2 separate regions of the Homo sapiens genome follow, and region 2 is linked to region 1. A link is a loop called in an ENCODE intact Hi-C map of the cell type or tissue named here. Cell type or tissue: IMR-90. All regions are shown on one strand. Each heading gives the region's core, and the rest is flanking DNA. Links, peaks and the distances in the headings are about the cores only. Region 1 holds the start of LOC107984308 (a long non-coding RNA gene). Region 2 overlaps TRIM66 (tripartite motif containing 66).

Region 1 (12,338 bases), core at 1,388-9,387:
CGGAGTCTCGCTCTGTCACCCAGGCTGGAGTGCAGTGGTGCGATCTCGGCTCACTGCAAGCTCCGCATCCCGGGTTCATGCCATTCTTCTGCCTCAGCCTTCCCAGCAGCTGGGACTACAGGTGCCCGCCACCACACCTGGCTAATTTTTTTGTATTTTTAGTAGAGACAGGGTTTCACCGTGTTAGCCAGGATGGTCTCGATCTCCTGGCTTCATGATCCGCCTGCCTCGGTCTCCCAAAGTTCTGGGATTATAGGCGTGAGCCAGAAGCCTGGAATCTTATGAAGAGAGGGCCATCTGTTCCCTCATTTGATCTGAGCCATTGGTTTCACAGCCGTTTCCTTACCACTTGCTGGGCCATTGTTTCTGGGGAGACAGCAGCCATGCTGGGATGTGCAGGGACACTGCTTTCCCAGGAACAGAGCGTATAGTATGTAGCCATGCAAAACTGGGTCACAGCAGGAAGACTGTGGGAATGAGGTCCCTAGAACCGCAAAAGAGTTTGGGGAGGGAGGCCCTTTCCCTTACCACTGGGGAAAAGACAGCTTTGTACCTATAGGCCACCCAGAGCAGAGGTCAAGAGCTAGGGGCATCAGAACAAAAGATCCAGAAGCCAGGTGGGCAGTTAAGGAAGATGCCCCAACTGCAGCCCATACCCCAGTTCTACTCAGCCACCCAAGAGGCAGCCAGTGCTGTTCCTGTATTTCTCACCTCCTTATGCAAGACTAACATCCCAGAGTGGAAGAAAGTCCTCCCGAATGAGTGAGTAGGCAGAGGCCTAGACACACTTGCCCTCCTCTTTCCCTTCTCTCAAACCTGACCTAAGAAGGCCTGGGGAACAGCTGTGTTGCCCAGAACAGTTCTTCCAAAATTCTGCCCCCCAAACATTGCCCCAAAAAATCCTGAACAGAGCCCTGGATGGTGGAACTCTGGACAGAGAGAAATGGTTGAAGCCGTCCCTTTCTCAAATTATTTCAGTTCAGATGATCCAAGAACGTATCCCCACAGGAAATCCTTGTCAGATAATAGAGAATGGGAGGACCACAGGATTGCCAGCACCCAGCATAGTCAAGGGACATCAGAAAAACACAGCCCTCTCTGCCCACGGCAGCAGCCACACTGGGTGCTCCCAGGGTCCTGGGCAGCAAACTGACACATTGCAGTTTCTGCCAAACTAGAATGTACCCTGCAACAGGAGGTAGGGAGGGGGTGGGGCAACAGAGCTGCCTCCCCACTCATTAGGGAGGACTCTCTTCCACTCTGGGTGTTGCATGAGGAGTTAAAAAAAATATGGGAGCACCTTGGCTGCCTCTTGGGTGGCTGAGTACAGCTAGGGGTCAGCGCTGTGTGGGCAGAAGGTAGAGGTAGCTGCTCACCTGGCTTCTGGATCTTTGGAGCACTTAGAGAACAGGGAAAGAAGAGAGGGGGAGGATGCAGGAGAAAGGGAGGGGAGCGACCCAGGCACCAGTTTGGGAATATACTGCATCGGATGTTTAGGTTTTGCTTTGGCCTCGTGGGGTGGTGGGGGTGGTTTCCGGAGTCTGCAGTTAGGACAGTGCCCTGTGCGTGTTTTCCCTTTTTATGTCCCCATAGCAGCCCAATCTGAATTTCTGGGACCTGACTAGGGAGGCCAGAGGGAAATACAGAGGAAAATACTCTCTTTCTGTTAGATTCTGGTGGGTTTCCTTTTCCTTCCCTGGGGACAGGCCCGAGAGTTTGGAGCTCCCCACAAGGCTTCAGGGGGTGTCTTATTGCTGAACTCAGAATGGCAGTTTCCCGTCTTGCTTAGGACTGATCAGTGGCTCGGACTTCCTGGGAGCCGTCTCTCTGGTCTTGGCCCAGCCTGTGCTCTGTGGGGTGAAGGATGACTCTGACCCCGCTGGATCAGGCTCCTGCAGGCATGCAGGAATGGAGCTGTTGGGAGGCAGAGAGCCTAGTGCTCATCTCCATCTTGGGTCCTGGTGATTGGACTGGAGTCCTGTCTGTCATAGGTGGAGGGCCAGTTGGCCCCAAGACAAACATGTCTGTCTGTGAACAGTGGACTCGAATGGGGGTTGTGGAGGGTTTGCTGGCCTCCTGCCTACACTAGGCATGATGCCTGAGGAGCTGGGGTGGGGTACTCCCAAACATACTGAGGTTTACCTTGCTAACTTGCAGAAAAGGAGTTCGGAAAGAAAGTTACTGCCTTGCTGCTTCCAGGGCTGCTATTTCCCGCCTGTCCCATCTCACATCTGCCCCTGGAAGATGCTGCTATTCTACCAGGCCTTATGTTTGCATTCTGAGCCTGACACTTAAAAATGCACCCAAGGAAGCAGCTTGTTAAGGAATTATGTGGAGTGGCCTCGGCGCCTGAGCTGCATTCCTGCAGATTCCCACTCCCATCAGCTAGCCTGGGCTGAGGGAGCGTTTCCAGGAACTTCAGTGGGATGCAAGCCGGGGACCGGGCCAGTCAGCCTGGACTGCAAAGTCTTTTGAGCCTCCACTCTCTCTGGTTGCTTCCCTTATTTGCCCCCAGGCTGGGAAACAGTAAGGAGCAGAGGGCACCCACTGGGATGGAGGTTGCAGTGGGAAACAAAACAGCCAAGAGGTGCAGCCCAGGGAAGGTGCCGGGGCTGTCGAGAAATGGTGTCAAGGCTTGGAGGGTGGGCAACAGCCAGCCCCTTAGAGGCCCCAGTCTGATCTGTTGCCAGGGAGTTGGGCTCTTATCCTGGCCCTTTCTGTCCTGTGTGAGAGAGGGAAAAAGGCTGAGAACCAGGAGAAACAGCTGGTTGGAACCGGACGGAGGTTGTTGGGGAGGGAAGCTGCAGACCCAGGACCCTAGTAATGGGTGTGGTCCAGGAAGCTTAGGACTGTGTTTGGAGAAATTCTCAGTGCCTGTGCGTATACACACACCCCTTTCCTAACTGGTTTTTCCAGTTAGGTTGGGGCTGGGGGAGTGCTGTATGTGTGGTTAAGACCAAAGGAGTTATGGGGAGGAGTGAAAGGTTGTGGAGAGGAGTGGGAGGTTGTAGGGAGGAGTGGGAGGTTGTGGGGAGGAGTGGGAGCAGGGCCCAGAGGGGCTGGATTCTTCCTTTAAGAGGATTTGTGTGACACCTTTGGGCTCTGATAATCCCCTTTTAGAAGAGTGCAAAGCAGAAATTCTCGGTGATGCCTTTTGTCCCTTATTTCATCATCCAAGCTGGGAAAGGTTGAGACCTCTGGCTTCTCCAGCTGGGCTTGCTGAGGGCCAGGCCTTCAGGGAAGAGGGTCCACCTCTTCGTCCCTCTCCAAGGGTCATGTGGACTGTCCCAAGAAAGCTGTGTGGGCAGGAATGCAGGTAGAAATTTGCAGTCTGCCAGGCTCCCTGTCTCCCATTCATGCCCCTGCTGAATCTCCCATTCAGCCTTAGCTCCTTTAGCTCTGTCCTCCCTAGGATGTTCTGCACACCATTTCCCAGCCTACCGTCTCCTCCAACTCTGAGCCATTCCTTTGATACTTATTTGCTCTCAGCTGGTTCAGTTTAGTGGTCCAGGACTCAGGGTCCACTTGTCTCTGTACATCTCCATCCCCTGGTCCCCTGTCCACCTGGAGAGATGACTGGGAGAATCTATTTGAGACAGCTCCTCCGGGGCAGTCAGGAATGGTCCAGGAAGCTGAGAGATGAGTTAGGGCAGTGAAGGGACCAAGCTGAGGCTGGGGAGGCAGCGTGTGGGCTGCAGCCAGCCGTCTATTTGCTGGAGAACTGATTAGTGGCTTTGTTACATTAGACAGGATGTTAAACATTGCTGGAGAAGAGAGGCTGGCACAAGGGGCTGGGGAGGAGCAGGCCTTCCTGAAATTGAGTTTCCAGAGACAGGACCTATCTTGAGAACCTGATGTTGCTGGCTGTTTTCCCCTGGGTTGTCAGTGATGTGCACCAGGCTTGTACATCTATTACTTCCCTGGGCCTCAGTATCCTATGTCTTTTTCTTGGAGCTTTGGATTTTGTATCAATATTCAAAGCTCTTACTGTAGGGAAAAGAAGGAAGGAAGGAGGGAGTGAGGTGAAGGAGGGAAGGATGGAAAAAAAAGAGGGCTAGTCTTGGGACTCATGTCACACTCAGAAGCCATTGGAAGTTTAGAAAGCTCTATCTAAAGCAGTGGTTCTCAGTTGGGGGACAACTTCACTCTTCCCTCCCTCCATTCCTGCCTCCCTCCCTCTCTCTCCCTCCTTCCCTCTGTCCGTCCCAGAGAGCATCTGGCAGTGTCTGGAGACATTTTTGGCTGTTATAGCTAAGGAGATGCTAATGTCTCCTGGTGGATAGAAGCCAAGGTTGCCACTAAACATCCTAAAAATGGACAGGACAGTCTACCACAACAAGAATTATTCAACCCCAAATGTCAGTGGCTTGGAGAAACCCCTGGGATTGGGACAAGGCTTCCTATAGGTTGGGGATGACAATAAAGGCCCTGGCTGATCATGCAGTCCAAGGCAGTTTCGATTTGTTGAGCTTGGCATAAATGTTCTCCCTGCCGTGATGTGGACAGTGATGCTCTGGTCCTGTTTTAGGGGATCAGAAGACTGTGTCCTGGCATTCTCCCTTCTTAGTTCCCCCACCTCCTCACTCCTGCAGGGCATATGTTGGGGAAGGATCAAGAAGTAGAGAATCCATCCCCAACACCTCCCTAAGTGCCCCACAGTGGGGTAGGCTGGAGAAAACATGCAGGGGGTGCCGGGTTTGCTATTTGGCTTCTTGCGACAGGGCTGCTGGGCCAGCTCCGCTTAGTCAGGGCTCTGGAATGGAGACAAGTCATTTTAATAGCATGACTGTGTTACAGGAAAAGGTCTGTTCCATTGCTGGGGACTCTGCTTGGAGTTGGGAATCACTTAATCCAGTCCCAAATCCCAGTGACCCATCTTTGACTCATAAGTTTACAGAGATTTATATTGCTCCCACTGCAGTCTATTTAGCTGTCACTGAAATCCCTCCTTCACACCCACACCCTAACTCTGTTAGAGCATTTCCTAAATTCGTTGTGGTTCTGCATAAGTAGATGCCACAATGTGGAGGGAGCTCCACTTTGGAAATGGAGGAATCTGCAAGCATATAGGGATTGGCTCTTCTCCCGTGTCCTCTCTAGGAAAGCTTCACTCTCAGCAGCCTTTGTTCCTCGTCCTCCAGCTCCTTCTTCTGCCTGCTTCCTGAGGAGTGGGGTCTGAGTTCCTCTGGGGCGTAAGGCACATTCAGACATCTGTAGAACAAGTGTGGGACTCAGTGGCACCCAGGCTCAATCCTGCTGCTGAGCAGAGGTGCTGGAGTGAGTCCTGCTCTGCAGCAGGAAAATAGGGAAAGGGGTGCAGAGAGGGCTGTGTTCTGAGTTCCCCAGGGACCTGTTCACCCCACGGATTCTGCCACCAGGATTGAGCTAGGACTGACCCGGCCCATGGTGTTACTCTATTTTAGAAAATGTGTGTGTTGGAGGGGTGGGGGCAGGAGATACAGCTTGTGGAAAGGAGTGCCACTCAACATCTTCAAGGGCAGGGATTCTGTTTTGGACTTTTCTGAGATTTTCTGGTAATGCCAATACAATGCCCGCTGCCAGAGATTTTAGAACTAGTCCTGAGAAGCAAGAACTCCCCTCACCCCCACCCTTTGGCCCAGACTCCTTCCAAGCCTTTCACACCTCCCCTGTGTCACAGCAGGAGAGTTTGTTCCAAAAGGGGAGTGTTGATGGTTCTCTTTTTGCTGAGATCAGCGGTAGAGGGAATAGACACTACAGTAGGAGAGTCATCGAACAGATCATTACTGAACACTTCCTCCTTGCTAATCACTGTTCCGTTCCGAGGTTGCCTCAGTGAACAACACAAAACCCTGCCCTAAAAGACTTGTTGAACGGCATCGTAGGTGAGAAGGGGGCCTGGCGAAGCCCTGCTCCCTACGGTTCTGTGAGTTCCTCCATGCCCACCCTCCAAAGTAGGTCCCCAGGGAGATCCCCTGAGAGTTGGGTGAAGGGACAGCCATGTGACCTGAAAACCCTTCCTACCTTGAACTGTGTTATCTCTGGGGTGTTTGCAGCAGAGGGAAGGGAGCCAAGGAAAGACTCTTGTTGCTGGCTTTGTCCTCTGGCTGGGCACAGGCAGGGGTGGCTGAGCCAGTCTTGTGCAATCCCTGAATTTATAAAGCAGAGGCCAGGCTGAGCTGGGCTGGGGGTGGGGGGTTGGGGGGGGTGGGGGGGTGGGTCTGCTTCTGGACTTGGAGCCAGGATCTGTTTGTAGCCTCCCCACTGCAGACGGGCAGCTGCATGACTCATGAGCTGAGGGGCCAGGCAGAAGCCATTCTCTTTGGTTCACAGGAATTCTGCTTGTTTATTTGTGTGTGTGTGAGTTCGTGTGTTTCCTTCTTCCCTTCTCCCCCTTCTCTAACTCTTCCTCCTCTGCAGGAGATCTGCCCAAGGAGAATCCATATGAGGATGTGGACTTAAAGAGCCGAAGAGCAGGACGAAAATCCCAGCAACTGTCTGAGAACTCCTTGGACTCTTTGCACAGGATGTGGAGTCCTCAGGACAGGAAGTACAACAGCCCGCCCACACAGGTAACTCAGCCCTGACATCGGCCTGTAGGGTTAGCGTGAGGGCCACAGTGGGGGCCTGCTCTTCCAAGACTTGGGCCCAGCTTCCACTCAGGCTTTTACCCTCACTAGTACTTGATAAAGGGTCTACGGCCATACCACCCTGAACGTGCCCGATCTCGTCTGATAAAGGAGGTCTCCTCAGCAAAGGACTGTGCACTCAAGGATGTCCACCATGTTGAAACCTCTGTGGACAATTGGCACCTGCTCTGAGGGGCATCCTGTCCTATCTTCTTTCCCTTCCTACACAAGCTCTGAGCTGCAAAACTCAGCCAGGAGCCCTTGCAGTCTCCTCTCTGATTATTTATCACCCTGTGGGAAACAGGAAGACAGGGCCCTAGTGGGAGTCTTGGCATTCTGCAACTCTGCCAGAAGTCATCTCAGTACTGGCATTAGGGGGCTAGGTGTAGGTCCCCAAACCACATTTGGAGAGCCAGACAGGTGTCTGTGACACCTGGAGCCAGTCCTGTGGGAGAGAGTAAGCATGAATCTTTAAGGAATGGATGGGGAGAAGGCAGAATGACAGGAAAGGTGAAAAGCCAAAGGAAGCTCTTGGACTTCAGCTCCTTCTGTCCTTGTCCAGGATGTCAGGAGGCAGGTGGAGAGGCTTCTCTGACCTCCCCAGGTAACTCTAATTCTCTTTGCAAATGGAAGGACCTGGATATTATATAGCATTGGCCAGATAATATAAAATGATAATATAAAAATGATTTCTTCTGCCTTTGGAATAAGGTGTTTGTTTTTATAAAAGATTTACCCCATAGCTGGGAGTGGTGGCTCACGCATGTAATCCTAGCACTTTGGGAGGCCAAGGTGGGCAGATCATCTGAGGTCAGGAGTTCAAGACCAGCCTGGCCAGTGAAACCTCATCTCTACTAAAAATACAAACATTAGCTGGGCATGATGGCGCACGCCTGTAGTCCCAGCTGCTTGGGAGGCTGAGGCAGGATAATTGCTTGAACTCGGAAGACGGAGGTTGCAGTAAGCCAAGATCGCTCCACTGCACTCCTACCTGGGCGACACAGCGAGACTCCGTCTCAAAAAAAAAAAAAAAGATTTACCCTCTAATTAGGACTCTTTTCAAACAGGCTTCCCCTGAGTTTGCATTGCCAGATTGATTGGGTGAGAACAGGAAATTGGGGGCTGTGGAGGAAGGAGGATTTGCTGAGGAGTGAGGAGAGGCAATTCCAGAACCAGACAGTGGTTGGGTGTCTGTGGGATACTTGCCTCCTGACAGGGTCCGCGACAAGGATGGTGCCCTGGGATGAGAGGTCAGCGCATATGGAGAGAGGCAGAGAGTAGATCAGGGCTGGGGAGAGGGCAGCCAGGGCCTTGTGGGTATGGGATCCAATTCAGTGTGAGGCCTGCCTGGCCCAGCTTTGGTGGTCAGAGCCCAGAGCCCCTGTGTTCTCCATGGGAGCAGTTAGGAGGGCCAGGCTGCAGGATCTCCCAGCCCAGCAGGCTGGCCAGTAGGTTATGGCCTCTGCTGTCAGAAACCTTTTAGGATTGGCTCGGGAGCAGAGGTCCGGAAGACTGGTTCCATCACCCAGGCCCAGTAATTCTTGTCCCATAGCTCAGGAGGACCCCCGCAAAATTCCCACTTAGTCTTCTTTTTCCACTCAGATGAGAGCACAGGTGTTTTTAGCCTCTGCTTTCGTTTTTTGCTGGCAGTAGTGAAGCTTCCTTTAGGGAAGGCAAGTATCTAATCTATCCCTGACCTGGCTGATTAGCAGCTAAAGTCTTAAGAGAGGGATGGAAGTTCCAGGGCAAGATGGCGGGGATCCAGGGATGCCGGCCCTTGGCCTCTGTGTCCCCATCCCAGCAGACAGACACTGGCCAAGGCCTCTGTGGCAAGCCCCTCTCGCACGTCCTCTCCCCCACGCCAGCTTTCCCTGAAACCCAACAGCCAGTCCCTGCGCAGTGGGAACTGGTCAGAAAGGAAGAGCCACCGGCTGCCACGATTACCCAAGAGGCACAGCCATGACGACATGCTGCTGCTGGCTCAGCTGAGTCTGCCGTCCTCACCCTCCAGCCTCAATGAAGACAGCCTCAGCACCACCAGCGAGCTGCTGTCCAGCCGCCGGGCCCGCCGCATTCCCAAGGTACCCTCCCCAGAGGCAGCCCACTGGAGCCGGGCAGGTGGGCGGGCAGGCAGCCAGCCTTTCTCTCTCTTTCCTGGCTTCCTTCCTTCCCTAATCTGGACTGCTTCCTCGATTCCCTTTGAATAAATTCTGGGTCCGTGCACTGGCCTCTTTTTCATCTGATTAATTCCCCTTTCTTATCAATAAAGATGCATTAACTGACCTTGGTGCTCAGATGTTAGAGGAAGGAAAGTCTAGCCGAGGTTCCCCATTAGTAAGTGTGGTGTATGAATTTTGGGGTATCCGCACACATAAGCATTTCCAGGCTTTCAAGGACCTAGGACTCAAACAAGGGTTCTTCCTATAACTCTCAGCATTGAAGAATTTTCAGCAATGATTTTCACACATAGGCAGCCAGGCCCAAATCCCCAGCCCAACGCAGCAGGATTTAGCCAGATGGTATTTTTAACCTGCAAACAATGCTTGGGTATATTGGGAATTTAGCTTCTTCCTGTCGGGGCCCCAGGTTATGGCCCAGAGGGGAAAGGCTAGAATCCTTGTTCCTGTTATTGCATCTCAGAGGCTCTTTGTCTCAGTTGGTTCAATGACTCTTGGGACCCAGGAGCTACCATCCTGTCTAGTTTGATCACAGTTCCTTCCTCTGGGGAGCTAAGTTTAGTGTCCTTGTCTTGGGGCAGGAGACCACTCCTGGGGGACTAGGTATATGGAGAGCTACCATGCATGGCTGGTGAGTCACCACTTGAGGTCGGTTCTGCAGTTAGACCAGTCCTGGACCCAGCGGGTGCAATGCAGAAAGCTTGTACCATTAAGGGCAGGGATGGGCTCCTACTCAGCCTTCTTGGAAGTAGGGCAGCTGGTGTTAAGGTTACCTCACCCATCCTGCTTTTCTCACCCAGCTTGTCCAAAGAATTAACTCCATCTACAATGCCAAGAGAGGAAAGAAGAGATTAAAAAAGTTGTCTATGTCCAGCATTGAAACAGCATCACTGAGAGGTAGGCTTTGGTGCCAGAGCTGGTTCAGCTGTTTGGGGCCCTTGGGCATTAGGAACGGGAGAGGCATCAATTTACCTGTGGAGGGTAGAGCCCTGCCAGGAAATGGCCACGTAGGAGGGAGGAGCAGACAGGGAAGAAAGGTCTGGGATGGGTTCCTTCAGACTTTGGGCTGTGAGGCCCTGAGCAGGGAGGTGGGTGTGGGAATCGGCTTCTGCAAAAGGAAAGGCCAGACTCACTGAGCATTGCGGTCTGTTTCCCATTTCAAATCTTGACCTCCTGGAGGCAGGGTCCATCTTTTCCAGGCCTGTAGGCCCCTCTTCTGGCTCAGCCTCCAACTCAGGCCCTCAGCTTCCCTCATGGGTTTGAATATAGGATTCGCAGTGTGAGCTCTGAAGGAGCCTGGCCCCAGGCCACTCAGCTCCCTGCCTGCAGATGCCTGACCATGGGCCCAGAGTAGCCCAGAGAAGGTAGAGATCCATCCCCTGTGAGAAAAGCTGGGGTGGTGGGGGAGCAAAAAACATTGGCTGTGAGGTCCAGCAAGTATGTACTCTGCTGTTCCTTTTCCAGATGAAAACAGTGAGAGCGAGAGCGACTCTGATGACAGGTTCAAAGGTGAGGCACAGCTCCCATGAGTACGGAAGCTCTCCCAGCAGGGCTGCAGGGAATCAGCCTTCCCTTCCGATGCATGTGTGGTTCCAGTGTCCCTAACCGGCCTGATGTGGAGAGGTGACAGACAGGCCAGATACCAGAACAATAGAGCAGGGAGCCACAGGGAAGTCTGTCCTTATAGACATGTGAGCTCAGCCCTGCAAGGTTAAATCCAGATGTCTCCCTTTGCCAAATGTAAGGGTGGTGACCTGCCCAAACTGTCCCAAGCCATTGTCCATGGGAGTTGGGTGCTAGATTTGCCTGGTAAATGTTGTAGATCTCAGCCGGGCGCGGTGGCTCATGCCTGTAATCCCAGCACTTTGGGAGGCCAAGGCGGGCAGATCACGAGGTCAGGAGTTCGAGACCAGCCTGGCTAAGATGGTGAAACCCCATCTCTACTAAAATAATACAAAAATTAGCCAGGCACGGTGGCGGGCGCGTGTAATACCAGCTACTTGGGAGGCTGAGGCAGGAGAATCACTTGAACCCGGGAGGCGGAGGTTGTAGTGAGCTGAGATCATGCCACTGCACTCTAGCCTGGGCGACAGAGCAAGACTCTGTCTCAAAAAAAAAATTGTAGATCTGGAGGGTCAGAGAGGGGTACAGAAGATTACAAGGACCTCTTCTGGCAAGAAATGTGCCGTAGACTGAGGAAACTGTTTCTCTGGAGGCCCTGCAGTCCCCCATCTCCCCTGTCCCCAGAGAGGAGCTTGAAAAGGTTCTGGAACCTTCACATTCCAGGGTCCTTGGATAAATCTTTGTGCTTTCTCTACTGGGAAACCCTGCCTAGGCCTTCCTGGATGATTATCCTCTCATCCCCAGGCAAATGGGCAAGTGGACTTTGGATGTAGGAGCATGTCCTGCTAGGGGCCCAAGGATGAAGCCTTCGTGGATGTTCGTGTATTCTAGTCCTTTTGGTACAGGGACAGAGTGGGTGCCAAGATACATCCCTGGGTTTGCCTGGCCTCGGCAGTCCTCCTGCCCCAGCTCAGTCTCCAGAGGCTCCAGGAGGACCAGGCCCGCAGCTTCCTGTGTCAGGGCAGAGTCTTTGTGCAGGGGTCAGCACCTTGTGCCTGCCGGTCCTCCTGCACTGTGAGCTGGGGATGGTATCAGACTAGGCTCACGTACTTAAAAGTGCTCCACAGCAATGGAGCCCTGAGCCAGGGGTAGAGGAGTTAACATGAGGCCTGTGAGGGTCCATTCCCTGATGTGCAACCTGCCTCCAGCCCACACACAGCGCCTGGTCCACATCCAGTCGATGCTGAAGCGCGCCCCCAGCTATCGCACGCTGGAGCTGGAGCTGCTGGAGTGGCAGGAGCGGGAGCTTTTTGAGTACTTTGTGGTGGTGTCCCTCAAGAAGAAGCCATCGCGAAACACCTACCTCCCCGAAGTCTCCTACCAGTTTCCCAAGGTGAGGCCTTCTCTCTCCCCACCTTGCCCATATTCCCCCTCTTCCATCCTCTATCCGCCAGGCCTATCTGGGGAAGGAGAGAGATCTTGTTCGTCATACGTCCTCACCGAGCTGCCACAGCCCTGAACCTGCCTCCTCTCAGCCAGGAGGGAAGACAGGGCTGCAGCGGGGGTGGGTTTGGGCCAGTGCTTGTTCAAAGGATGAGGACTAAGAAAGAACCTCTCAATGTGCTTATAATAAAATCCAGAACAATTGAATACCATACAGTTCACCCACTTAATGTATACAGTTCAGTGTTTGGGTGTATTCACAGAATTGTGCAATCATCACCACAGTCAATTTTAGAACATTTTTATCACCCCAAAGAGAAACTCTGCACCCACTAGCTGTCACTCCGCACTTCTCCCACCAGCCTGTCTCTCACTCCGCCTTCCCTGCTTGTCGCCAGCCAGCCTGGCCTCCCTCTTCTTCCTCTCACACTCAACCCCTCTCTCTCTGCCATTGCCTCTGCCAGGAATGTGCTTTCTCCAGCTCTTCACGTGGCTGCTGGCTCCTTCTCATTTCTCAGGCTCTGCTCAAGTAGGACCTCTTTCAGGA
Region 2 (12,338 bases), core at 2,653-10,652, 67 kb after region 1:
TGAAGTGGCAGGAGCAGGTGAGTATGTAGGAGACAGATTTCAATGTCTGTTGAAGGCCCCCCCACACCCTCCTTCAGTGCCGGGGGCATGGAGGGATATCTTGGGCTCCTGCTGTTTTTTAAAATGATGCGGTGAGAGTGTGTGCCTGGCATCTGCGTGCTGCAGCAGTGTGGGGCTGACAGAGTGTGTCAACTTGAGCTCTGGCTGTGCAGGCACCGCTGCTGCGTGAGCCTGTTATTCCATTCTGGATTGCTATTTTGATACCCAGATTGCATCATTCTTCCTACGTATAAACAGGGGGTCCCCAGGGTCCTGCAGCTACTCACTTCACCACCAACACTGTTGTTGTGATGAGCTCTATTTAAATGAGCTGCCGGATCGGGGCAGGTTCCAGCCACACATGAGCACTGTCATTTTGGGGAACATGGAGGGCTGAAGGATTTTTGGATGGAGTCCTAAAAGGCTGAGAGTGCTGTCTCCCGAGCTGTGCAGAGGGCGACAGAGCTAGTTCCTGAAAGTTGAAAATGTCGTTTTCTTCCTTCTGAGCTTCTATTCCAAGGCACCCAGAGGATTAGGAAGGAGATGCAGCTAGGAAGAGAGTCGCCTCTTTGAGGTCTCCCTCTTGCTGTTCAGTTTGGGAAAATTGCTGCAGAGCCTTCGAGATAAACAGAAACAGGAGGAGTCAACCAAGCTCTTTCTTGCAGGAGTATCTCAGGTGAGCTAGAGAAATGCAGCCCTGGCTGAGGATGCATCAGAGAAAGGAGGAGAGGATCCAGGCTGCTCCCCTTACCCTATCCAGTATCCATTCCCCGAGGCTTAGGCCTTGCAGCCCGCCTGGCTGCAGCATGCAGGGTGGGTGTTCCTGGGCGCTTGGTAAGCGCCATCCTCTGGGACCTGTGGTGGTCTCACCTGTCGCTTCTCTGACTTCTCTCCCAGTGTTGCCCTAATCACGGCAGCAGGGCCACAGATAAGCCTGCTGGCAGCTGGGGCAGAAGCAGCAGTCACTTTAGGGGTGACTTGGACAAAAATTTGTCTTTCTAGCAGGGTCTGGGTATTTGGGGATTGGGTGCAACATGTTTCTTGAAGGTGGTGCTGCTCTGAGTGGTGGGTTGGAGGAAGCCTTCAGGGGCTGTGTGGTGGGGGCCTTAGCTGGTGCTCCTGGTGCTCAGTAGACTGGGGCTGCCCGGGGGTGGGAGGGCAGGACTGTTGGTGAGGATGTCCAGCCTGCCAGAGGATACAACTAGAGTGTTTTTTCTCGTTGCTTAGTGTCTGACAGAGGCATAGGGAGGTAGAGCATCTTACCTGTGGCTACAGAGGTAATCAGGGACTGCTTAGTAGTTCACGGTATCACCTATGTTATACAAGGGCCATGTGATTTTAGCTAAGCTCCTCCCTGTCCCAGGGCCTCCATGTCATCATCTGTGTGGTGGGGAATTGGCTGGATGAACAGTGAAGCTCTGTCCAGCTTTGGGTCTACGGGTTGGAACTAGCGGAGGAGCATCAGGCTCCTCCAGTGGATGCTATTGCTCTGTTGGGATCAGAGCTCGGACCCCAGCTTCAAGTTGCCTGGAGCCCTGGACAAGAGCTGTGGAATGAAGTCTTCCTAACCCTCAGAGGATTGCTTAGCATTGGCCTCAGGCTTATGCAACGAGTGTGTCCTCACTTGGTGGCCTAAGCTGACCCGATACCAGCTTTCTGAGACCTCTTTGGGATTTCTCTCCTCCCCTACCTCTCTGGTGTCCGTGTTGCCTTGGCCCTGCTGTTCATGTCTGAAACAGACATGTGTGGGCCCCACTTCCTTGCTGCCTCACTAAGTCTTAGGCTCAGCACATGTTCTAGGTCCCAGCAGCGGTCTTGGTAGTGCCAAACCTCAGGCTGCACTCTAGGCCTGCTCATGGGTCCTGCAGTTGAGCTGTGGGAGTCTGGCTCCCAGCTCAGTGCCAATCCCCGGGTACAGGGATATCAGGTCACTACCTGTCTGTTGGGAATCTGCCCTTTTCTCTGCCAGAGGGGAGCTACATCACAGCTGAATTCAGAGTCTTTCCTAACTTCTTAGAGTCTCTTTTTAAAGCGGGGTGAGCCTGCCTTTCTCAGCTGCATGATACAGGAGACAGCTATCAGGCTCAGCCACAGGGGAAGGGGATGCTCTCTCTAAGGTGCTGGGTCTCAAACTTGGTTGTACATTGTATTCGCCTGGGGAATTTTTTACACATGTAAAGTGCCTGGTTCAGAGAGTGGTGGTGTACACATGAAAATTTATCCCACACCTCTCAAGGACCAGAAGTGTTTGCACTTGTGACAGATGGACTAAATGTCCTCCGTTTTCAGAGCTGCTCTGCTAGGCTCCTAAGTTCTCAGGAACACCTCTGGTGTCTGTGACTTCCTCATTCTGGAGGCAGAAGCCCCACATCTCCTGAGGATAATCATGTGGACTTGGGGCCCTGTCTCTATATTTCTCAGAATCAGTGTTCTTATATGTGAAACACAAGAGTAGGGCTGTCATTTGAATAATAATTAACTGAATAAAATAGAAAAAAGCATGATATCTAAATAATATTTTATGTGCAGTGTGATTTAAATATGTATTTATAACTAAACTAATATTAAATATTGTTAAGTAGATGTTTGATTATACATAGCTCTAAGAGTTGATATATGCCTTGTCTAAAGTAAAACTTTGTTTTGATATCCTCATTAAAAGATGGAGAATCTCTTTAAAAATAATAAAAAGTCAAGGTTGACACAGCTTGATGGGGTTAGGGACTTTGTGAGGGAAGAGAAGAATTTCTGGACAAAGGTGTTGTGACACAAAGGGAGTGCATGTCCTTTGGATCCACTCTGGGGCCCGCAGCCTCCCTGGGACAGTGCCTGCACCACTGTGATGGTTCTCCACCTCTGCTCTTTGCTGCACAGCCCCTCTTAGAGGGCTAATCTCTTAAATCCAGGATTCCTTTCAACTACGAGCTTGTTCCCTGACTTTCTGACAAGGCTGATAGCCAGGGTGCCATTTGGCTGTCTGTTCCTTCCTATCTTGCCCAAGAGAATATTTTTTTTTTAATTTTTTATTTTTATTTTAATTTTTTTTGGAGACAGAGTCTCACTCTGTTGGCCAGGCTGGAGTGCAGTGGCATAATCTCAGCTCACTGCAAGTTCCGCCTCCTAGCTTCAAGCAATTCTCCTGCCTTGGCCTCCCGAGGCTGGGATTACAGGGTGCCCACCACCACGCCTGACTAATTTTTGTATTTTTAGTAGATACTGGGTTTTTCTATGTTGACCAAGCTGGTCTCGAACTCCTGACCTCAGGTGATCCTCCTGCCTTGGCATTCCAAAATGTTGGGATTACAGGCATGAGCCACCGTGCCTGGCCTCCAGGAAAAAAAAACGTCTGGCTGCTGTAGGCAGAGTAAATGGGTTGGATAATTTGTACTCCCCTGCATTCCTATTCCCTCATTTTAATGGTGTAGAAAGTAAGGTTGAGTGAAAGGGGGTGACTTACCCAAGGTTACATAGTTAGATACTGCCAGCCCTGGGCCTAGAACTCATATTTTTTAATTAAAAGCTTTTCCCAAGCCCCACACCTCTGCTTTCCTTATAAACCTGCACTGGCTTTTTTTCCAGAAAACTTCCAGGTGGCTTCTTACTACTTTCAGTGCTGTGAGTGCAAGGAGTACACATGGAACACACAAACTCCCGAAAAATGCAGTCCTCTGCCAGGCACAGTGGCTCATGCCTGTAATCCCAGCACTTTAGGAGGCTGAGGTGGGTGGATCACTTGAGGTCAGGAGTTCGAGATCAGCCTGGCCAACATGGTGAAACCCTGTCTCTACTAAAAATACAAAAATAGCCAGGCGTAGTGGCAGGTGCCTGTAATCCCAGCTACTCAGGAGGCTGAGGCGGGATAATTGCTTGAACCCAGGAGGCGGAGGTTGCAGTGAGCCGAGATTGTGCCGCTGCAGTCCACCCTGGGTGACAGAGCAAGACTCCACGTCAAAAAAAAACAAAAACAAACAAAAACAAAACAGAAATGCAGTCCTCATTTACCATCATCAACTAGATTCTTAAAAACTGTGATTTTAAGCAAAACAATGTACAGCAGTTCCTTAAGTAAACATCCTTTTGTTATAACATTGATGAAGAAAACTGGTTTCATTATATGTCATCATACTTAAAGTTGCCGTTTCCAAGAACCTACCACTGATGTTAAGTGAGGACTTACTCTATAATTGTTCAATCTGCTAAAAACCAGGTAATATCCTTTAATACCAACTGTGGTTTATTTTTGTGTGCAGACATATGAACAGGTATTTAAAATGCAATGTGATATTCGTTGTACTGGAAGGATGTTCAGGGTGCTGCGGGAACCCAGAAGAGGGACTAATTAACTCATCCCGGGGGAAATTGATCTTGCTGCTCAAAGGTGGAACATTTGAACAGGTATGAAAGGATGAATAGGAGTTTATCTGAAAAGGAGAGGGGCAAGAAAGAGTATTTCAGGAAGAGGAAACAGCATTTTTCACAGACACAGAGTCATGCAAAAGTCTGGTGTATTCAAGAGATAGCAGAGATGTTGGGCATGGCAAAAACACAGGTTGTATGTTAGGCAAAGCTAAAGATGAGATTAGAGAGAGATAAGGTCAATTTACAAGGGGCATTGAATGCCAAGCTGAGGACTTTGGCTTTAAGGCCAAGGGAGCAGAGGATGTGTGATGAGGCCTTGTTTGACCTATTCAGTTCTTTCTCTTTTTTCATTCTGCTCGTGAGGCCATGTTACAATGACTGATGTTTGGGCATCTGGTACCCGGGATGTCTTGTGGAAGTCGTTTTCAACAATTAGAGCAGCATTTCTGTCCTGCTGTAGATGAGGAGGTCACCTCAGGGTGAGCCAAGTGGAAGAGAGGGACAGTAGCCTTATTCCCCTGGATGATGTCACCTGTGGAGAGCATCCTTCTCCACCTCTGGCCATTGTTCTTGACAGGCAGGAGAATATGCAGGACATTCCAGATACAGTCCTGTCATTAACACCCATGGCTCTGCAAAAACTCAGAAAGTTTTTCTTTTCTTTTCTTTTCTTTTTTTTTTTGGTGGGGTGAGGGAGTATTAAACTATTATTTTTCATGATTTTGTGGATTTCTATTTTCCTGGGATGTATCAGTTAGCTTTTACTGCATAACAAGCCACCTCTAAACTTTGTGCTTAAAACAACTAAACTTTATTTATTTTATGATTCTACAGTTTGGCTGTTTGGGCTGGGATTCTCTGGGTAATTCTTCTGGTTTGGCCTGGGCTTAGCTAATTATAACTGTGTTCACTCTTGCACTGTATTCAGCTAGTGGGTTAGTTGGGGCTGGCTGGTCTATGATGGCCTCAGGTGGGATGCCTGAGACAACTGAGAACTTTCTCTGCATGATCTCTCATCTTCCAGCAGTCTCAATGCCAGGTTAGATTTTTCACATGGCACTCTTAAAGTTCTAAGAACAAGAGCAGAATTATATAAGGCCACTGAGGTCTAGGCTTGGAAAACTTGTCACTTTTGCTGCATTCTGTTGGCCAAAGAAAGTCACAAGGTGAGCTTAGATTCAAAGGGCAAAGGGTCCTACCTCTTTTAAAAATTAAAAACTCATCACTGACCTGAAGCTCGTGGAGAGTCTTACCTTTTGATGGTAGGATTGCAAGGGTATGGATGCAGGGAGGGGAAGAATTTGTGGCCATTTTTTGAATCTACCACTCAAACTAACTTTCGTCACCAGAGAGTTGGTAATTGAGTTTATTGCATTACTGTGAATAGGATATGAGGAATCTTTTGAACTCCAAAGTTGACATTCATGGAGGACCATGTGATTTCTGAAGTCTTATCTAATTTAATGTGCACAGCAACTCTTATTTTCCCTATTTTACATATGAAGAAACTGGGGTACAGGGCAATTAAGTGAGATTAAGTGTTTTGCCCAAGGTCATTGGCTGGTAGGCCTGGTATTTTGGACTTACATTTGTCTGACTATAAGTCTGGAGCAACTGCCATCATATCATTCTTTCGTATTTTGAAGAGATGAGACAGAGGAGATTGTAGCGGTACTGCTGCATTCACTGCCATAGCCAACCCCTTTCCAGATCACCCTCATCCCTGGACACAGGTACCTTGCCCTACTCCAGAGGCTCATTTTCTTGTTCCTAGTAGGTTGACTGCCCTTGCGGTGGGCCGGCAGAATCACTGTGGTCTCCAGGGTGGGAGTCTTCTGCTGCTTTTATAGTCCAGAAGCCCACTATGCTGAAGAATATGTTAGAGACTGATGTATTTCTCTGGGGAGAGATTGTAGGTCAAGCTGTTCATAGGTAAAATATACATATATATGATGCATCTAACTTGGTCTATGGGGAGAGAGCCCTCCAAAAGACCTCTGAGCCTCAGAGGCAGACTGACTGGTATATGCTGTACTAAGAGAAAAATACCTCCTAGATGAGCGGGCAGGGAGGCCTTGCCTTTCTCTGACTAAAGCCTTCTGGAGGCTTTAGCTTCGAGATCTTCCAAGTCATCCTGCTATGTGGTAACCTTAATGACCTGGAACTGTGCCCAGACTAAACTGACTCTGGATCTTGGCTAGTGATGGGAGCTGTGCTCTCAGGGATGTGGAATGAGGAATGGGAGCAGCAAGAAGGCACCTGATTGTCAGAACCAAAGCAGCGTTGGGCCTGTAGTAGCATGGTTTATGGGGCAGGGAGGAAGGTAGGACCAGGTAAAGACAAGAATGTGAGGAGACCAGATGGTCTGTAGGGAAGGCCCCAATGGGATGGTCATGTTCAGGGTACCCACATACTAAATGCAGGCTATGGCATCAAGTGTAGTTCATTTTGGCACACATGGGTATTGCCATGTATCTTGGTGTTGTGTATTAGAAAGCCTTATGTCCAGGCCTTAGTTATAATCAGCCATGTTGCCCTGACTCTGCTATCTTTCTTTCTTGCACAGAGCTCATCTCCTGTCCTGGGTGTGAACGAGTATATCTTACCAGGGATGTAACTGAACATTTTTTTCTGCATTGTGTTCCTACTGAGCAACCCAAGATGGCCAGGGTAAGTCAGGACAAGGAAAGAAGCAGCTGATCTTTTTCAGAAATCTGTGAGGCCCCTGTCCATAAGTCTTCTATCCATCCATCACTCTATCATCTGATTTGTTACTTCTCCATCAGTTTTCCTAATCATCCATCCATCCATCTAGAAGAAAATAAAAATGCATGAGTTGGGGGAAACAATGAGGGGGTTTTCTATTAAGTGAAAATTATTGACTTTTTTTTGTGTCAATCCCTTTAGCAGAAGGTGAATGTAAGTTAAGATATATTAAGAGTTGCTTACTGTCTATATAATTATTTTTCTCTCTCTTACAGCTCTTGCTGAAAAATACCAGTACTGGGCTTTTGTTTTATTTTTTTAATCATCCTGAGTTGAAATTCATGTACCAGCCTGGATTAAATGGGTTTATTAACCTTGCCTGTATTTAACAACTATCACCTTTTTCCTGAGTTTCTTAAGGAAATTTTTATCACTTATTGGCCGGCAGCCCTTCTGTTCCTCTTTCCACTAGGGTAAATTAGTAAATTAGTAATTTACTAATTTACTTACTTGTTCCTGTATCTGATTTGTGTTGAATGTCTCACATGTGCCAGACCCTGTGCTGGATATTAGGGAGATCGACCCATATACTCTACATTCAAGGAATTCATAGTTTAATTAGTAGAACTTTCAGAATTCACATCAGTTTGGTGGCCTCTGTGATTCAGACACAGATAGGCCAACTTTTCCAAATCTCCCCTTCTCTTGATGTTTTATAATAGCCCGGGCAAGATATTTGCTTACGAAATGAATGAACATTTGGACTAGGAGAGGCCTAGGTACCCTCAGATCAGGCAGAGCCCAGGTGTGGGAGCACAACTCTGAACGCTGGTCTATACTTGCCCTTCCTTGGTTGCATTTGACCATCTTGCTGTGTACTCCCATATGTGGGCTTTCTCCTCTCTGAAGCACATTGAATTTCCTGCTTTTGCCAGTGCTTTCCCTCTGTTACAACATTTTCCTCCCTTATCTGCCTGGTGAACCTACTTGTCATTCAGTATCCAGCTCAAGTGTTTCCTTTTTGTAAAACCTTTCCTAGCCACTCCTAGACTGAGTTCCAGGAAGGCTTCCTTTGCTTCCTTAGCATGTGTTGCATCCTTTTAATTACAGCATTACTCAGTTAATGTGTACCATCCTGTGTGCTGTGGATAGCATGAGATCAGATCCTTGGCTTACGCATCTGGGTGTCCTTAGCTTCAGCACAGGACTTGTGTGAACAGCCCCTGAGACAGCTGCTGCTGCTGCTCCTCCTCCTCCTCCCTCCCTCCCTCCCTCCTTCCCTTCCTCCTTCCCTTCCTCCTTTTCCTTCTGCTCCTTCCCCTCCTCCTCTCCTCCTCTTCCTCCTCCTCCTTCTTCTTCCTTCTCCTTTGCCTTCTTCCTCATCCTTTTTTGAGACAGGGTCTTCCTCTGTTGCCCAGGCTGGAGTGTAGTGGTACGATCTTGGCTCACTGCAGCCTTGACCTCCTGAGCTCAAGCGATCTTCCCACCTCAGTCTCCCTAGTAGCTGGGACTACAGGCATGTGCCACCACTCCCGGCTAATTTTTGTATTTTTTGTAGAGATGGGGTCTCACTATGTTGCCCAGGCTAGTCTGAAACTCCTGGGCTCAAGCACTCCTCCTGCCTTGGCCTCCCAAAGTACTGGGGTTACAGGTGTGAGCCACCATACCTGAAGTAGCCACTGTTCTTTTGGTTACAAAGGATGCTTCCTTCCACAAGCCCCGGCATGTTACTCCCAGACAGCTCTGCAGAATAGGTTACACTCCAAACTGGTGGAGGAATAGGCCTGCAGGACCCCTGTCTTTAGAGCATTTACCACTTGTGGAGGCAGACACAAATGAGGATAACATCAGTAACTCCAGAACTCTCTGCTTCCAGAACTGCTCTGAGTGCAAGGAGAAGAGGGCAGCACATATCCTCTGCACCTACTGCAATCGCTGGCTGTGCAGCTCTTGCACAGAGGAACACCGACACAGCCCTGTCCCCGGGGGCCCATTCTTTCCTCGGGCCCAGAAGGGATCTCCAGGTACCAATCCCACCTCTCCCTGCCCACTCCCATGCCCTAAAGCAGGGCTGAACCCTAAGATCCCTGGAGAATAGCTCTCCGATCTTGTTTTCTTGCTGGGGGAGAAGGTAGGGACAGTCTCAGAGCCTTTCCCAAAGGAAGTCTCCTTCAGAGTCAAAGGGGTGACTCACTCTCGTCCCTCCCTGTTGATGGTGGGGGTGGATGAGTGTGGATGAAATGGTATAGAGAGGAAAGTGTTGAATTATTGTGGAAGCTGGCTGAGCTCCCTGCCTTTCCCCTCTAGAGTAATCATGTTACCCTTCTAATTTATTTACTTGATTAACTTAGTCTGGATTAGGGCTTGTTTGTTTGTCTACCCAGCACCATCTGTTTTATTTTTATTTTTATTTTTATTTTTTTTTGAGATGGAGTCTCACTCTGTCACCCAGGCTGGGGTGCGGTGGCATGATCTCGGCTCACTACAACCTCCACCTCCTGGGTTCAAGCGATTCTCCTGCTTCAGCCTCCCAAGTAGCTGGGATTACAGGCATGCGCCACCGCGCCCAGCTAATGTTTGTAGTTTTAGTAGAGATGGGGTTTCGCCATGTTGGCCAGGCTGGTCTTGAACCCCTGACCTCAGGTGATCCGCCCACCTTGGCCTCCCAAAGTGCTGCGATTACAGGCGTGAGCCACTGCGCCCAGCCACCATCTGTTTTAAATGACAATCTTCTTGAAAGTCTTTTCTCAAGGCCCTTGAATTGTGGGAGGGGTTCTACAACTGTCAAATCCACAGGAACCAGAGTTCATGATCCACGTGATCTAGCCTGGAGCCTGGCAAGGCTGGATAGCTGGTTTCAGCTCCATTAAAAACAGAATCCTGATTAATGAACAGGTTAAGGTTAATTGTGAAGGATTCATTATTTTGCAGGAGATCTATGTGGAGTAGTAGCAAGCGCCTTCCTCAGCCTCTGGCAGGTAGTGGGATGCTTGGGCTTGATGGTGTGCTATTTCTGGACAACTGGGCAAATCCAGCCAAGCTCAGCCCAAAATCCTCCTTGTGCCCCTGGAGAGTCATCTCCTGTTTATAACACTTCCCCCGAGCTCTGTATTTCTGCAGTGTCCTCTGAAGGCTGAGAGCTGTGCAGCAAAGCTTAACTGAGAGGTTTGTCTACCTGAGCAAGAGAAGCTCACTTTCTCTGTCTTCTCTGGCAGGAGTGAATGGTGGTCCCGGAGACTTCACCTTGTATTGTCCTCTACACACACAGGAAGTACTCAAGCTATTCTGTGAGACATGTGATATGCTCACTTGCCATAGCTGCCTAGTGGTGGAACACAAAGAACACAGGTGGGGCTGACAGACTGCCTGAAATGGGCTGGGGAGGGCTCTGGATTTCTTACTTGTGAGAGCTCTGGGAATCCCCGTGCATCAGAATCTTCTCCCTGCCCAAGCCAACCTGCAGCCCCTGGGCTGAAGTTTTTCTCTGCTCCTGTTGTAGGACTTCCCTGGAAAAGGCCTAATGGGCCAAGAGCCTGTGGTGCCTTAGACTTTCCCTAGAAGTCATCACAGCTTCCATGGGTCTGGCTGAGACAGTTCCCTGTGGAGATTCCCGCTTGGTTGGCATGCTCAAAGTAGGACTCAGCCCTTCTCAGCTTTTTCTCTGCCTCATCCCCTAGGTGCAGACATGTTGAAGAAGTTTTGCAAAACCAGAGGATGCTTCTGGAAGGTGTGACTACACAGGTGGCACATAAGAAATCCAGTCTACAGACATCTGCAAAGCAAATTGAGGACAGGTAGCACAGGCTAGTGCCTTGCCAGTGCTGGAAATGCTCTGTTCCCGCACACCCAGGGTTCCAACACCAGGCCGTCAGATGTAGTGCCTGTGAAGAGGAACTGTGGTTAAGCAGATGTGGGCATATGTCCTAGAAGGCATATGTCTTGGCCTTTGAGGTCTCAGGGCCAGGGAGGGGTCATTAAGTCATCCCTTGGTGGCTGAGACCAAGCTAGGTCAGGATGATCAGAGTGAGTCTGGGTCAAAGAATATGCCTTATGAACTAGCCAGAAGTCGGTGCTTGAGAACAAGGGTACCAAGCAGACACTAGGGAAGAGAGTGCTGCTTATTATGAGGGTGGAACAAACCAGGGGCAATCTGTGCTTTATCACCCCTTTCCCTGTGTGTTCTCTGTAAATCTACAAGTCACATGAAATCATTGGTATTTTACATAGGAAGAGGAAGTGGTAGGTGCTGAGAGCACCTCATGTGTCAGGCACTGGGTTGGGTATCATATATGCATTATTTTGTTCAGTTCTTGCCATTCTTTCAGTTAGCGATTTTCTCCATTTTACTGATGAGGAGACTGAGGTTCATAGAGGTTTGGTAACTCATCTGAGATCACACAACTAGCCAGTGACTGTGCTGGGTTTAGATGGTAGGTCTGTGGTGACTTCAATGCCCATGCTTTTTAAATTTTTAAAAATAGCTTTACTGAGATATAATCTACGTATCATAAAATTATTCTTTTTAAATGTATAATTCAGTGGCCTTTAGTATATTCACAGAATTGTGCAACTGTACATAATTACTGTCTACGTTTAAAACATTTTCATCCCCCCAAAAAGAAGCCACATTAATATAAACATTATTATATGTTTATAATAAACATTATATTATATGTTTATTGTTTATTATATAATTATATGTTTATTATTGTTTATTATATAATATGTTTATTATATAATATGTTATTATGCCAATAATATAAACATTATTAGTCACTCTCCATTCCCCCAACACCCCCCGGCCCTCAGAAACTACTGAGGCAGTATGCATTCTGCCTCTTTTTACCTCATGGCGACATTTATTGGAGCATCCTCCTTTTAAACACAACAAATTACAGTAAATTATTCCCATACTTTCTCTTTTGGTCCTACCTCTAGTGCTGTGTCAACTGGTGGGCTACTGGGTTGACCTTGGTGTAGACTTGAGGTTTACCTAGAGAAAACCAAGCTGAACTTTGATCAAGTGGGGCTTTGTACAAAAGGTGGGATGGTGGAGGAAGGCTCTCTTTTTTTTGTATTTGGTGTCTGCTAGGCCCTGATCTCAGTAGGCAGCCTCCAAGTTGGTTCTTATGTTTGCTGTCTCTTCGTCTTCATATAGTCCATGAGGAAAGCTTACCATGGTTTGTCCCATTGTGTTTACAGGATTTTTGAAGTGAAGCATCAGCATAGGAAGG

The links. Peaks named below come from ENCODE experiments on the same cell type or tissue, not always from the same donor. Only the 100,000 strongest peaks of a DNase experiment are listed, where the experiment ranks them.
Region 2: a loop joins it to region 1, with 7 times the contacts of the local background. A loop is called at or near these places in 1 of 110 quality-filtered maps.

What each region holds. Positions count from the first base shown.
Region 1 is chr11:8,711,954-8,724,291 of GRCh38, reverse strand. It overlaps DENND2B (DENN domain containing 2B), which reads left to right. Exons shown (of 20, transcript NM_213618.2): 5 at 6,400-6,551; 6 at 8,474-8,689; 7 at 9,586-9,682; 8 at 10,250-10,294; 9 at 11,557-11,741. LOC107984308 (a long non-coding RNA gene) reads right to left here and starts at 6,108. Exons shown (of 2, transcript XR_001748118.2): 1 at 6,004-6,108; 2 at 4,760-5,211. In IMR-90, for the core only: no CTCF peak of the experiment used is centred there; DNase peaks (open chromatin) are centred at 4,821 and 6,291; H3K4me3 peaks cover 650 bases; H3K27ac peaks cover 6,827 bases.
Region 2 is chr11:8,646,530-8,658,867 of GRCh38, reverse strand. It overlaps TRIM66 (tripartite motif containing 66), which reads left to right. Exons shown (of 25, transcript NM_001388022.1): 7 at 6,965-7,068; 8 at 8,981-9,128; 9 at 10,320-10,452; 10 at 10,782-10,898; 11 at 12,307-12,338. Among named protein-coding and RNA genes, the nearest start is that of TRIM66, 30 kb to the left of the region's middle. In IMR-90, for the core only: no CTCF peak of the experiment used is centred there; DNase peaks (open chromatin) are centred at 6,537 and 9,307; H3K27ac peaks cover 367 bases.